Regions from separate parts of the Mus musculus genome. Here region 2 is linked to region 1. A link is a loop called in an ENCODE intact Hi-C map of the cell type or tissue named here. Cell type or tissue: gastrocnemius. All regions are shown on one strand. Links, peaks and the distances in the headings refer to the core of each region. The heading gives the core; the rest is flanking DNA.

The links. A loop is a pair of places that touch in the nucleus more often than their neighbours do. Peaks named below come from ENCODE experiments on the same cell type or tissue, not always from the same donor. Only the 100,000 strongest peaks of a DNase experiment are listed, where the experiment ranks them.
Region 2: it touches region 1 in a loop (12-fold over the local background); 29 of 42 quality-filtered maps call a loop at or near these places.

What each region holds. Positions count from the first base shown.
Region 1 is chr12:8,307,875-8,315,238 of GRCm38, reverse strand. Hs1bp3 (HCLS1 binding protein 3) reads right to left here and starts at 1,806. Exons shown (of 7, transcript NM_021429.3): 1 at 1,742-1,806. The coding sequence starts at 1,773. In gastrocnemius, for the core only: no CTCF peak of the experiment used is centred there; DNase peaks (open chromatin) are centred at 1,848 and 3,991; H3K4me3 peaks cover 1,184 bases; H3K27ac peaks cover 1,049 bases.
Region 2 is chr12:8,056,712-8,064,075 of GRCm38, reverse strand. The region is part of intron 2 of Gm33037 (a long non-coding RNA gene); the gene reads left to right. Among named protein-coding and RNA genes, the nearest start is that of Apob, 83 kb to the right of the region's middle. In gastrocnemius, for the core only: a CTCF peak has its summit at 4,311 (motif pointing left); a DNase peak (open chromatin) is centred at 4,308.

The DNA of each region.
Region 1 (7,364 bases), core at 960-5,959:
CTCCTCCCACCCCTCCGTGCAGCCACTCCGGCCGGTGCCTGAAGGACATGGGTGCAGCAGCCACGGGTTCTCTGTCCCCTTGCTCCCATGGCCAGGCTGCCTATGTTTCCCACCGCACTCAGAATGAAACCTCATGGCCTTTCTCCATTGCAGGCCACCTCACTCTCTCCACGCTCCCTCCACATCAGCACACGGCCTTTGGATTTTCTGTCTTTCCTGCTGAGCACACACTGCAAGCTCTCCTTCCTATAGTCCTTTCCACTGTGAGACTTCTCAAGAGCTTGTTCGCCTGCCATCTCTCCGAAAGATATCCCTTGACCACATCGTATAAAACTCATGTCTGTCACCTGACCTCCCTCCCCATCATTCAGCTTCCTTCTCAGCATTTACTACCCTCGACATAGCTTACGTTTTCTCGCTGCCCACCCATTCCCTCCAAAGCCTCACTACTGTATCCTAGAACCTGGACCGGTGTCTAGCATCGAAGGGATCCCGAGAAAACACCTGCTGGATGGATACTGCATGAAGCCCAGAGATGCCGCGCAGGAGGAGGCTGGAAACTCCAGCTGATCTTGGGTGCAGGGCCACTTCAATGCTTACTTAGGTGGCTGTGCTCCTCAAAGGCAAGCTCCTTGGGTCTGCTGTGACTATCAGAATGGTGGACAGGGCACGACTCGTCCACCCTCACCATCAGCAGCACACTATGCCTGCTAACACTCGGGGGCATGCTAGCACCAAGGGAAGCCACCACTACCCTTTCTAGGCACCAGCACCAAACTCACAGTCACAGTCTGGTGGCCCACAGGGACATTTACTGCTCCTGTCCTCCTATCTCTCTAGATGGAACCTTTCTCTACAGGAAGGGAAACTGAGGCTCTGTGAAAGGGAACGACTCACAGGGTCATAGGAACATCTCTTTTAATGGGGATGTGGCCTGCGGCCTCACCACACCAAGGAGAGCAAGCAGCTTTCAAGATCAGGGCTTACGTCCGGAACCATACTTTTCTAACCAGGGAGCTGGGAATACAAATGAACTTGTGTTGGGTAAAGCACCCGTTTGCCCATCTTGGCTAGAGTTTGTATTCGGGGAATAAAGGCAGAGTATACGATTATCCTTAAAGTTCATCATTTCAGAGTTACTTAAAAATCGAGGAAGGAGTAGGACATCCACCCTGCCCACAAGCCTTTCCAAGCCTCACCCTAGCTGTGAGTATGGCCCTGGGTGGATGCGCACTGCTCTGACCCCTTTGAGGAAGCTCCTGCGCTCTCTCCAGCAATAACTGCCAGGGTCTTAGTTCTGCGTAGTTGGGGTTCAACAGCAGCAGTGTGCTGCCCTGCCAACTGAACTTAACACGCCCCCTCCCGCAGCACCAGTCATTTTGGTGCGGGTATCACCTCCAGGGACACCTTGTTTTATTCACCTCGTCCCTGGTGCTTAGCATCGAGCTATTCACACAGCTAGCGCAGAAATGTTTGGGGGACCGGAAGAAATGCCCCCCTCCCCCCATACGCAGGGACAGGAAGCTGGGCCCTGTCCCAGCCAGCGCTATCTCGCCAATCCCAGGCTTTTCTGGAGACGTGGGTGAGTGCTTGGATCCTTTAGGGGGCCTCAGTTTCCTTGTCTGTAAAACGGGGACTCTAGACGGCGCGCCAGCACGCCAGCAGGATAGTGTGCGGTGCAGCGGGATAAACCGTCAGCTGCTGGGACGTCTGGATCATGCATGTTGGGGGTCTGGCTCACCTGGAGGTGCGGAGCACCGCCGGGGACTGCATGTCGGCTGCGGGCGGGCGGACGGTCACGGGATCTGGCGTCCTGGGCGTCGCTGCGTCCCCGCCCCGCCCCGCTCCGGCGCAGCGCCGTCTCCTCAGCCCTTGCCCGCCCCCTGGTGGCAGCGGATGTGCACATCGCAGTGTCTGTGGCCTCGGAGTAGAGAGGTCATCCCTGCTGCTCATCCCTCCCTAGGTCCCCCATAGCCACCTCTTAAGCCTGGCACCTCATGCCATTTAATCCTAGTACTGACTTAACCTCTAATGGTACAGGAATCCAGCCGCTAGTTTTCAGGCTTCTCTCCAGGCTAGCTACAAAAGCACTCTTTTCTCTCCCTGGGGTCATTTCCACTTATGCAGTCAATCACTCAGTCAACAGGAGTCTTCCCCTTTGGGACTCTGTCCCTTCAGGCTTGTGGGCTGTCATTGAAAACAACCCTCTCTTTCGGGCTCTTCTCCTAAGGTTTCCTGTCCATCTCTTCTTTCTGTCTCTGACTCTGTCTCTCCCTCTCTGTCTCTCTCTCCCTCTCTCTCCCTCTCTGTCCCTCTCTCCCTCCCTTCAAAGGTACTCTTGGCCTTGGCCTGGCTTGCTTTGCATTGAGGAGGAGGTCTTGGACATTTTACTCTGTATGTCTCTGACTGAGTGGACCACCTGGGAATGGGCTCAACTCTCTACCCCAGGAGAATGAGAGAGACCATACCTGCTGTTTCCTGTCTTCTGCCCGTGGCTCAGGAGACTGAAACCAGGGCCAGGTGACAGGTACAAACTGCTGTCTGTCCTTTGCTCTCTCCAGTGATAAGTAGCTGCAGATGCTGGGCCACACCAAAAGCACCTAAGGGACATATTATGTTCCCGTTTTAGTGTGTGTGTGTGCATGGAGAGTGTATAGAGGTCGAAAGACAGCTCTGTGGAGTTGATTCTCTCCTTCCACATTTCCATGGCTTGTAGGGATTGGAATCTGGAGGTCAGGTTTGCAAGAAATTATTTTAACTTGAGTCATCTTGCAGGCTCCATGCCATGCTCTCTAGGTAGCATCTCAGCACACTCAAACCATTATCCTCTGCTTCAGTGATGTAATCCCACAGTCAATTTTAAAAGTTTGAAAATGACTTCAAACTTTGCCTCTTGAAACATATACACTCATGCACCCTGTTGGCGGCGTTTTGGATTTGTCTAGAGAAAAGGTGACAATAATAGGTGTTTTAAATGTTAAACTTATAATTATTACTACCATTTACTACTCTCTCTCTCCCTCTCCCCCCACCCCGTGTGTGTGCGTGTATGTGTGTATGTTCATGTGTGTGTGTATGTATGTGTGCATGTGTGTGTGTGCACGAGTGTGTGTATGTGTGCATGTGTGTGTGTGCACATGTGTGTATGTATGTATGCATGTGTGTGCGCGTGTGTGTGCATGTGTGTGTGTGCATGTGTGTGTGCATGTGTGTGCCTGTGTGTGTGTGCGTGCATGTGTGTGCATGTATGTGTGTGCATGTGTGTGTATATGTGCATGTGTGTTTATGTGTGTGTGCATGTGTGTGTGTGTGTGCAGTTAACTCTGCACTTGTGAGATCAAGGACAACTTTCGGGAGCTGGATCTCTCCTTGCACCACAGATTCTGAGGTGCGGATAGAATTTAGGGGATCAGGCTTGTATAGAATGTTATTTTACTCACTGAGCCACCTCATAGGCATTAACACAGAGATTTAATGGAGCCTCCCCTCCTGTCCCATCCTAACCCCCTCTCCTTTTTCCACCCTTCCCTTCTATCCCCTTCCTCCTCCTCCTCCTCCTCTCCCTCCCTCCTCCTCTTCTTCCTTCTCTTTTCCATTGCAAAACGAAATGGAGTCAGAAAGGGCGGTGCGAAGGAGCAGTTTCCTAGAGAAATAAGAATTGGCAAACTAGGAATGTTCCCGACAAGGAAGGAGTCAGTAGGGTCTAGCAGCGGAGGAAAGCAGGAGTCAGGGCATGAAGTACTCGGTGTGTTTGAGCTTAGCCTTTGCACTGACAGTGGTCACCAGACAGGAAATAAAGTGTGCACAGAGGACCCTCCTGAACAGCCGAGCCGTGTGCAGTGGTGTGGAAATGCACAGGAGCCCAGAATGGGGGAGACGGCGAAGGCTGCTGAGGTGCAGAATAGGGAGCGGGCGTGAGAGCCGCAGGAGATGGGGCTTTTCATGAGCATGAGCAGAGGAGTCGGGATGCTGCTGTGTGGCTGAGCGGCAGCTCCGCTCTCACTGTGCTTGCCGGCCACACACGAGGGCCTGCGTTTCACGCCAGTACCATGAAAATCCATGGCCAGAAGCCCAGCACTCAGGAGGGCTGCAGAAGTTCAAGGTCATCTTCCACTCCAGAGAGTCTGAGACGGAGGCAGCCTGAGGGCATACGAGGCCTTGTCCCCTCGATGTGTGTGAGTGTGCGAATGTAAAAGTTTAAAAAGATGTTGCTATGGTTTGGCTCGTGTGAGTGGCTGGACATCTGGAGGAGCCTGAGGTGGTAAAATGATCAGTCTGTTTTGGACAAGAAAGGTTTCAGGACCTGGGATATAGAGGCCATTGAATCTCTCTGCTCAGGACCTGGGGATGTGAGACTTGGGTGTGGGGTCCTAGGTGGAAAGGAGATAGTCTTTCCAGGTGACACATCCTGCATGAGAGTCCTGAAGAGATATTTTGAGGGGGTTTAGGAAAGCAGAAACCATAATGGGGACTTGCCAGGAAACCCCAGACTGCTAGCATGCCTGCCACCAATACCTTGTGAGCTAATGAGCTGGGCTTCCCGGTGACTTGGGCTTGTCCTGTGCACCACAGGAAATTCAGCACACCTGGTGCCTGTCAAGAGTACCCCAGGATTCCTGTGGAAGTGACCCGCTTCCTTGATAGCAATTCCATTTTCTGCTTCCATGGGTCCCACAGGCTCCAGTGCATAATTGTGTGCAATACCTGGAATGTGGAATCTGAATCTGATATTGTGTGCTTCCTGCTCAACGCCATGGCTAAGGCGGTGGTAACAAAGACCATGCTGCACAGGGTTGTCCTCCCTCCCGGCTCACCCTGGGAGGACCACTCCACACGGCTTCTCCCAGAGGGAGTCAGACTGCAGCGCTGAGGCCACTCAGACTCTGCAGGGGGATGTCTAAATGCTGGCCTAGCCTGCTGGCACCCCCTTTGTTTCGTGTGGGGTGGGCTGTCTGAGGAGCTGCTCGCTATCTCTGTCCATTAACTCATTAGCTCAAGGAGTCCGCTCATCCTCATGTGATAAAGTGGGCGGCCCCACCATCTTGTTGGTCATCCAGCCAGTGCTCACAGGCACAGCTCAGGCCTGGGGCTGCAGAAGGAGACTCGGCTTTGTCCAGCGGTGTTCACTGACCACTTGAGGATAGTTGGAGATTTCAATGAGAACGCAGGCTCTGGGGACATGAGGACACCCTGGAGATGAAGGGCATATGAGTAAGAGCATGGGGTAGGGAGGGGGGTACAAAGAACTGCCAGGAGGAGTTGGTACCAGACCTAAGAAATGAAAAAGTGAATGTTCTTGCTCTAGCTTTCTCTGTGAAGAAATGGGTCTAACAGAGTCACAGCCGCAGAGTGGTGAAAGCAATGGAGCAGAACAAAATGCACGACAGGCGCTGGAGGTCGGGAGTCACCCGCTGCGCACACACACACACACACACACACACACACACACACACACAGAGAGAGAGAGAGAGAGAGAGAGAGAGAGAGAGAGAGAGAGAGAGAGAGAGAGAGTACATTTACACAAACACAAATAAAAATAAAGTTTTGTTTTGTTTTGTTTTTTTGGCTTTTTGAGACAAGTTTCTTCTTCTTCTTCTTCTTCTTCTTCTTCTTCTTCTTCTTCTTCTTCTTCTCCTTCTCCTTCTCCTTCTCTTTCTCCTCCTCCTCCTCCTCCTCCTCCTCCTCCTCCTCCTCCTCCTCCACCTTCTGTGTAGCCCTGGCTTTCCTAGAACTTGCTTTGTAGACTAGACTGGCCTTGAACTCATAGAGACCTACCTGTCTCTGCAAAGGAGAGCACCACCATTCCCATCTCTAAAAATAAGTCTTAAAAAAAGTCCTGGGGGGTGGGGAGAGGGGTATGTTGCATTACCAGGAGAAAATTTATGTCTTCTTCTACCTGAAAAGAGCTTTAATGTTGGAGATGAAGACAGCCATCTTGTGAGCATGAGACACAAACATGTGTTTGGAGCCAATGTGTGTTCAGGATGTAAGAATCTGAGATCTGATGGAACATGATTCTGAAGCAGAGGAGCTGGACGGTGTATGTTTTATAGAAGAATTCATGATCCTGACAGAGGAGAGAGAGAGAGAGAGAGAGAGAGAGAGAGAGAGAGAGAGAGAGAGAGAGAGAAGAAGAAGAAGGAGGAGGAGGAGGAGGAGGAGGAGGAGGAGGAGGAGGAGGAGGAGGAGGAGGAAGAAGAAGAAGAAGAAGAAGAAGAAGAAGAAGAAGAAGAAGAAGAAGAAGAAGAGAAGAGAAGAGAAGAGAAGAGAAGAGAAGAGAAGAGAAGAGAAGAGAAGAGAGAGGAGGGAAGGAGGGGAGGGAGGGGGAAAGGGAAAGAGGAAGAGGGAAAGGGAGAGAAGGAGGAGACAGGTTGTTTTTAAAAAGCAACAAAAATCACCTCTGACTTAATGCCAGACACGACCACCAACAATGCAGCAGAGCCCCCAGGACTGTATTGTTGGGGAGCATGGGTTTGGGGTATAGCATCCTGGGGAACACTATGTTGAAAGAGCCCATCATTGGTGTGAGGAGAAACCACGATATCAGTGTTCCCTGAGATGGTAGTGTTGAGTGTGATCATTTAGTTAAAATCATCTCTGTACTTAGAATATTTTATATGCATGGTTCAAGACTTTTTTTTTTTTTTTTTTTTTTTTGAGACAGGGTTTCTCTGTGTAGCCCTGACTGTCCCGGAACTCACTCTGTAGAGCAGGCTGTCCTCAAACTCAGAAATCTGCCTGCCTCTGCCTCCCAAGTGCTGAGATTAAAGGTGTGCACCACCACTGCCTGGCTATGGCTTAAAATTTTACAACTAAATTCTAGTTGTGAATATGACTCTTAGTGGTTTCGACAATGTAAGAGTACTTAGAAAATAACTCCCTGGGCTGGAGAGATGGCTCAGTGGTTAAGATCACTGATTGCTCTTCCAGGGGTCCTGAGTTCAATTCCCAGCAACCACACGGTGGCTCACAACCATCCGTAATAGAATCTGATGCCCTCTTCTGGTATGTCTGAAAACAGCTACAGTGTACTTATATAAATATAATATATAAATTAAAAAAAAAAAGAAAAGAAAAGAATTCCCTATACAAGCTCTGTCAGTGCACCGAGTCCCATAATATGCTCATGTTTTCTGTAGTCATTTGATTCACCTGAAATTAATGTGGGCTTGTATCATAAGAAACAAATTTTGTAGGTGTACCATTCTCTGTGGGACAGCATCAGGGTACCTTCTGCAGACAGATTTCCCAGAGGTCTTTGTCACATGGTCCCGAGACCCAAGGCAGCTTCTCTGTTACTACGATTCTAGTTATGTTACTATTATCTATTAGTAACATAGTATCTTCTAGTAACATAGTTACTA
Region 2 (7,364 bases), core at 1,394-6,393, 250 kb after region 1:
TCCAGTGACCCAGTGAAGCCAGAAGGCACAGGTGACTGGAAAGCAGCCAAATCTTGGGTCCCTAGATGGGTCACTGTGAGTGTCAGGCCACCGGCACTAAACTGGTGGGCTGCACGTGCAACTTGTCATGTGTGGTAGCCACACATGGGTCTGTGTGACCCAGCCCAGGGGAGCCACCCCCTGGAGCGGCACTCTGACACCCTCCGCTCTGATCTAAACACAGGTTTTTAATTTCCCGCTGTTCTGCCTGGTCTCCCTCTTGCTGGTTGGCTTCTCTGTCACTTCATTTCCTGCTGTGTTCTCGTCTTACAACAAAGGTGAACGGAGCTGACCTCTCCTTGCCCCAAAGCAGAATAAAATACAGAACAGATTTCTGTGAATAAAAATAGAGGTGAATACCAGCAGCCATCGCTGTGGGCTCCACCAGGTTCAGCTGGTCTGCTTCATACTGGCCCTACAGTTTCAACCTCAGGGCAGAGAAGCCAAGGCAGGGCCAAGCCCTGGGGCAGGCAGTGGACAGAGGCCAGCGCTCTGAGCCACAGCGAGGCTAGACCAGGTGGTGTTGGACCAGTCTTTCCTGTGGAGGACAGCTGGGAACATGGCGACCTCCTTTCAAGTTGCCCTTACCAGGGGACCAAGGAGCAAAAATTGAAATGCTAATACCTCTGAAGAAGGAAATATCTAGAATGTTGGGGGAAATTACAGGAAGGATGCAACTCCTTAGAGTAGTAGTAGTGACTGGTTAGAGTTGGAGACCCCCAGGTTGGGCCCTTGTTCTTCTTAGGCAAAGTGCTTCGTCTCAGTTTTGTCATCTGTGAAATAGAGACAGTGAGGTTTTGGAGGTGAACTCAGAGTCAAGTAAGACACCACATCTTATTCGGGAAGCGCTTGTCATGGGATCTCTGATGTGTACTCTTCCCATTTGGCTGTTAGCTGGACTATCACTGGGACTTCATACCCCCAGCTTTACTCTCTCAGAATGAAGTTTCTGTCAGTTTTTCTACACAGACTGTCTGGTTTCAGAGAAGGAAGGTTCTCTGCTTTGGCATTTACTACTGAGGCACAGCTCCCAACCGTGCTGGCTAGCAGGCATGCTTGTAAATGCTTCATTAAATAGCTAGATGCACGGGGGGGGGGGGGGGGCATGAAGGAAGAGGTGTTCCTCTTTGCTTTCTTGCTCCCAAGTTCCAGAGAAATTTGTAAAAGGATGTGGGATGTGAGGGAGCTCTGCATCTTCTGTGAACATCTGTGGTTGCCCATGCACCTTAGAGCTAGCATCTTTAGGAGTGGTCAGTGCCTGGAAAATGCAGGGAAGTGGTCCCAGGGCTCCCCAGGGATGGAGTGGCAGCAGCAGAGTGGACTAAGGTAATGGATGTCCATGAACAGCTGTCCAGGACAGGTAGCTAATGAGCCTACGGAGTCCTCCTGGCACCCAGGTACTAGTTACAAGCCTTGAAAGGCTTAGGCCCTGGAGAGACAGAAGTTATGTGAGAGAATTAGAGTTGTGGCTCAATTGTTCTTCTCTGTGTACTGTGTCTAAGCAGTGAGACTTTTTTGCAGACTGTGTAAGAAGTACCCCAGGTCTGTGTTTGGGGCAAGGGCACAGCTGGGCATGAGCAGTGTCCTTCTTGGTCTTTGGTGCTATGTAAGTGGGATGCACTTGGCAGCTCTCTCACTCCCGGGTTTGACTGTTGAACTCAGGCTCTCGTAGCTATAAAAACTGGAGTAACCTGTGCATTGGGGCACATTTTCCCACAAGCAAGAACTTTCTTCACCTTTTCCTATAGAGCAGCTACGTTTTACAAAAGAACCCTTGGTACTCTAGCTGATGTCTAAGGCCTGTGACTTTGCAGGGTTCCCTCTGCCTCCATGCACCACTGCAAACGTCCTGACCCAGGAGGCACTTGAAAAAGCTCGCTCGCTCCCTCAGATGTGAACAGTGAGAGCAGGGCACAGCAGAGTGGCCAACTCCATGCTTTGCCTAGGAGTTTCTGGTTGGTTTGCCCTGAGGCTCCTCACTCACAGCTCCAGAGGAGACCACACAACAGGCTCCCATCCCCCATAGGCTCAGTGTGGGAGTGGGGTAGGGATGCTCTTCCCATTCTGGCCTTGCTATTTCACTTTCTGATGGCAAGGTGGACTCCTTTGCCTTTTAAAGAATCAGCGTCCGATGTCTAGCTTGGAAGACAAAAGCAGATTATGCCCTTGTTAACACAGTCTTCCATGTAAAAAACCCAGGCTTGCTTGATGATATTGCCTCCTGTTCTGAAACACAGATGGTTGGGATATAGTTCATTCTTTTCTTTGCTTTGGCATTCAGTACATTTCACTGTATCTCATAGACACCCATCAACTCTTTTTATATCATCTTTCTCTTTGGGGGCCCCAGCTGTTACCAGAGACTGCCCTTGCCTTGGGGCTCTGATGATTTTCTTTAGAGTTATATCTTTTCCTCAGCAATGAGAGCTGTTTCTCTACAAAATGAGCTGAAAGGAAGGGTTGAGCTGATCCAGCTAGTAGGGTCAGGAAGGAAGGTCCAGGAGGTCCATTAACTGTGCTCAGTGTATGTGTATGAGTCTGCAGCATGGGTTGGGGAATAAATACCTGGCTGACTGCTGAGAGGTGTCATGGAAGCTCTTCTTGGGTATCGTCTCTGAGATTCTGCGCCCTGGTCAAAACATTATCCTTGAATCCTGTCAGTAAGCCCTTGAGAGGAGAGCATCTTTGGGCTTTCTGGCATCCTGTTGTCTCTTCTTCTATCTCACATGGGTCTGGAATTCACACAGGTCCTGCAGCATGCAAGGGTAGGCTGAACACACAACATTTGAAGGCAGATGTCATCTCATGGAGCATTTTCAGCAAAACTCCCAGAGGTGAGTTAGTGCTGGCCGAGCAAGAAATGTGACGGGATGGCACAGAAACGTGACGGGATGACGGGATGGCACAGAAAAGATGAAGGGAAAGGAGCATTGGAGACTGCTTTGGATATTCATTGTCTTGTTATTTTCCCTTTGAGATTAGAGAAATGTATCATCTCTAGAGCCCTTGAGACTCCTGTGGGGTGTGGTTTCCATGGTGTCTGGAGATAAAAACACTCTGTGTCCATTGGAGAACTGCCCTCCATGCTGTTGTCCACATTTCAGACCAGGTCTGGTTACCAGTTAGCACTTTGTGGTATATAACATGCTAGATGTGGATTGAAGTGTGAGCTGTATTTCTAAGTATGGGTTGAGGTAAAGTGGTTATAACACCTTGGAGTTACTAGGGAATCCCATGCTTTGTGGTGGTGGTGGGAGTGATTCTGGGCCCCTCCCAGGAAGCTCCTTCAATTGTAGAATAAAACCATAAAAGCCAACCACAATATCCCTTTCCTAAGACCTGGGAGGGAAGTGGAGGGCCCTTAGTTAGGAGTTGGAGACTGTGGTTCTGAGCTGTGATGAATTCCATTCTTTTTTCTATTAGCTATTTTCTTTATTTACATTTCAAATGTTATCCCCTTTCCTAGTTTCCCCTCTGAAAAACCCCTATCCCTTACCCCCTTCCCCTGTTCCCCAACCCACCCACTCCCATTCCTAGTCCTGGCAGTGCCCTATACTGGGGCATAGAAACTTCACAGGACCTAGGGCCTCTCCTCCCATTGGTGACTGACTAGGCCATCCTCTGCTACATATGCAGCTAGAGCCACATGTCCCACCATGTGTTTTCTTTGATTGGTGGTGTAGTTCCAAGGAGCTCTGGGGGGGGGGGGGTGGGGTACTGGTTAGTTCATATTGATGTTCCTCCTATGGGGCTTCAGACCCCTTCAGATCCTTGGCTACTTTCTCTAGCTCCTTCATTGGGGACCTTGTGCTCCATCCAATGGATGATTGTGAGCATCCACTTCTGTATTTGCCAGGTACTGGCAAAGGCCCTCAGGAGACAGCTATATTAGGCTCCTGTCAGCAAGCTCTTGTTGGCATCAGCCATATTGTCTGGGTTTGGTGTTTGTTTATGGGATGGATCCCCAAGTAGGGCAGTCTCTGTATGATCGTCCCTTCAGACTCTGTTCTGAACTTTGTCTCTGTAACTCCTTCCATGGGTCGTTTGTTACCCCTTCTAAGAAGAATTCTGAGTTTCTGGGCTAATATCTACTTACCAGTGAGTACATATCATGTGTGTTCTTTTGTGATTGGGTTACCCCACTCAAGATGATATCCTCCAGATCCATCCATTTAAGAACCTTAAGCACAATGCTAACTTCACTTCCACCTAAGGCTTTTTCTCTGAGCGGTGAAAGCAAGGTGTCTGTGTGCCCTGCTGCCCTCTGGTGGCAATCTCTGGAACTCACTGCCGCCTTGACTTCTAGCTTGGATTTATTGATGGCTGACACTTTCCAGATTTTCTTGTTTTTTTGTCAGAAAGGTCAAGGCGAGGTTGATTTCCAGGTAATTTTGTGGATCCACACACATGTATTGTGAGATTTATGCCACATCCCTCCCCATTCAAATACTCATTCTGTGGGGTGTGAGAGATGTGTGGCTCTGTAGATGAGAAAATTTGCTATGGAAGCAAGAGGATCTGAGTTCAAATCCTATGTACTCCCATGAAATCCTATGTACTCCCATGAAATCCTATGTACTCCCATGAAATCCTATGTACTCCCATGAAATCCTATATACTCCCATGAAATCCTATGTACTCCCATGAAATCCGGTGTTATGTCATAACCTTATCATTGGGGGCAATACAAGTAGATCCCAAGAGTTTGATGGTGAGCACGGCCTAGTGTGTACACACACACACACACACACACACACACACACACACACACACACACAGATGCTAACCCTTCTCAAGATATGGGCCCATGGAATGGGGCAGTGAATAGAGTGGAGATCTATTTTATAGTTAAAGGTTTGATGGGGCCTACCTGCTTCAGAGCACTTAGCTGTGTGTCACATTCTTGGAAGCCATCTTATACGTCTAAACAATGATTTTTTTTTTTAAGCTAACAGAGTGGGACCTGATGTTAGAAAATTGAGCGGATTGTCTCTTCAAGTTTCCTTTGCATAACTTTTCTGATGGTGCTGCACTTATTCGTACTTCCAGTTAAAGACCCACTTAAACTCCATTTGGTCTCCGACCTTGTGTAAGAGAAACTGTTTCACCGCAGCTTTTCTTCATGCAGCATCACTTCAAGGCAAATGTCTAGAAAATAAAAAAGAGACTGGATGATTCTCAGCACTGCCTCTGGTTCTATACAGGTCAATTGTCTGCAGACAACTCAGGGGCTTTCTCTTCATGACCCATGCATCTTCAAATGCCTGGAAACTGACAACTTGGATGTTTGCATTCAGTAGGTGTTTAATAATTGTATGCTAGAATTTAATCAATGAATGAATAGGCCGAGTATCAGATGTGGTACTTGAGCTGTAGTTACAGTACACGGCATGTAATGCCGATTGGGTGGACTCCGTTGTTGCATGGCAGGAGCCGTCAATCCAGAGTCAACTCAGGGTATTTCAACAATTGCTCTGAAAAATCTGCATATACATTAGGCACAAGTAGCATCCAACCGTGCTTCAAGACAATAAGAGACTACTAAGCCAGTTTATGGGTGTGAAGCAATGAGTTTTTAAACTTTAGACAAATCTCATCCTACTTATGACTTCAAGAATCTCCATGAAAGTTTGACTGGGGGCAGGGGGGGGCATAACTAGTTAACTGCAGCCAAGACATTAAAAGCAAATATCTGTTCCATAGATACACATCTGACTCCAGGGCTGAGTACAAAGCAGGGTTCTTAGCTTCACAATGATGAGATTCACTTTCTTTTAAAACTTCTCATGCTGGAACCATTTTGGACAGCAGATAGAAATAGTCCTGGAGCTTTAGAATCACTAATGAAGAGGAGGAGAAAACGCTAAGTGCATATTGAGTTCTTGTCCACACCCTCTCATAACCAATCGAGGAGAAAATGCCTCTCTTATTCTCTTGGGTGGAAATGGCCATTGTTTCTAATGAGAGAGAACAAAATGTGGCCTTAATGTCTCCCAACCCCAGAAAGTTTTCTTAGTGACATCAGTGCTCCCAGAGACACGGGCTAGAGTGCACTAGCCATGCACAGCATCAATTGCGATGCACTTTAAAGGTTCACATGACTAAATGATATGATTACAGGCTTGAAAGGAGCACTGGACTCCTACAGAATCATTTACAGCAACCCTTCCCAAAGCAGGTTGATCTTAAAAAAACAACCCAGGGCTAAATACTTGTTTTTAATGGCTTATAGCTTCATTTAAACCCAATCAAAACCTAAACAGCTCATACAACTGACCTGTGATCCCATAACGAATTCTGTGACTAGTTCTGCTTAGGAAGAACTGGAAGTAGGAACACTGCAAAACAAAAGACAAAGAAAGGAAGATATGTCAAAGAAAAAGGAAGCTAATATGTAGTTAAAATTATGGGCTAAATCCCCAAACAATGAAACTCAGAGGAAATATTACTTTTTCCATCCAATACTGGGCATTGAGATCAGGTAAGTACTCTTACCACTGAATTGCATCCAGCTCTGAGTATTGTGTTTGTGCCATTAAGCACTTTTAGGGGCAATTTTAGAGCTCATTTGGAACAAAAACAAATACTCAGAAACTACCAGCAACTTGGAACAAGGCTCAGGTACTGTGGGTGTGTATACTGAAGTCTTGGGATTGTGGCCACTCCTTGGTTGCAGGGGACCTTGTAAAGCTATGTCTCTGGGACTCCGCCAGTGAAGTTCACTCTCAGGAGGAAATGACGATTCTCAGTGCCTCCTTTCAGGTGGATGAATTTTCTTCTAAAATTGAGCCCAGGATCCTCCCAGGGAAGCAGAGGATTATAGAACCCTTCTTCCACCCTTACTATGATATAACTTCTCCCTAGCCCCATCATACCTAACAGGACATCATAACAGAGGGCAGGACAATAGGTGAGGTTTCCCTCTCCCACCTGGAGGTGTGACCAGATGAAACCCCCCCATTTTATATCTCTTGAACAAGGACAAGGGACTGGGTGCCTCCTTTGGTCATATTCCCAAGGCTTTAGGGACAGAACAATAGCCAGAGAGGGCACATTAGAGGACAGCTAGGTTGCCTAAGATCTTTTCCAAGGATATTCCTTATAACTATCCTGAAGTAGAGGATATATTCTGATGCTGGACTTGTTCCAGACTTTTGGGGGACATGCATCAAGGTGGGGTGTGAGACACTGGCATATCGGTCAAGGAAGATTTACCTTACTGACTGCTCTCCTGGAGCAGGTACACACACTGTACCTGGGGCTGGAGCTGGGGATGCCATTTGGTGGTCTGGGAGTTGCTGATTGCTTTCTTTGTCACAAAGCCT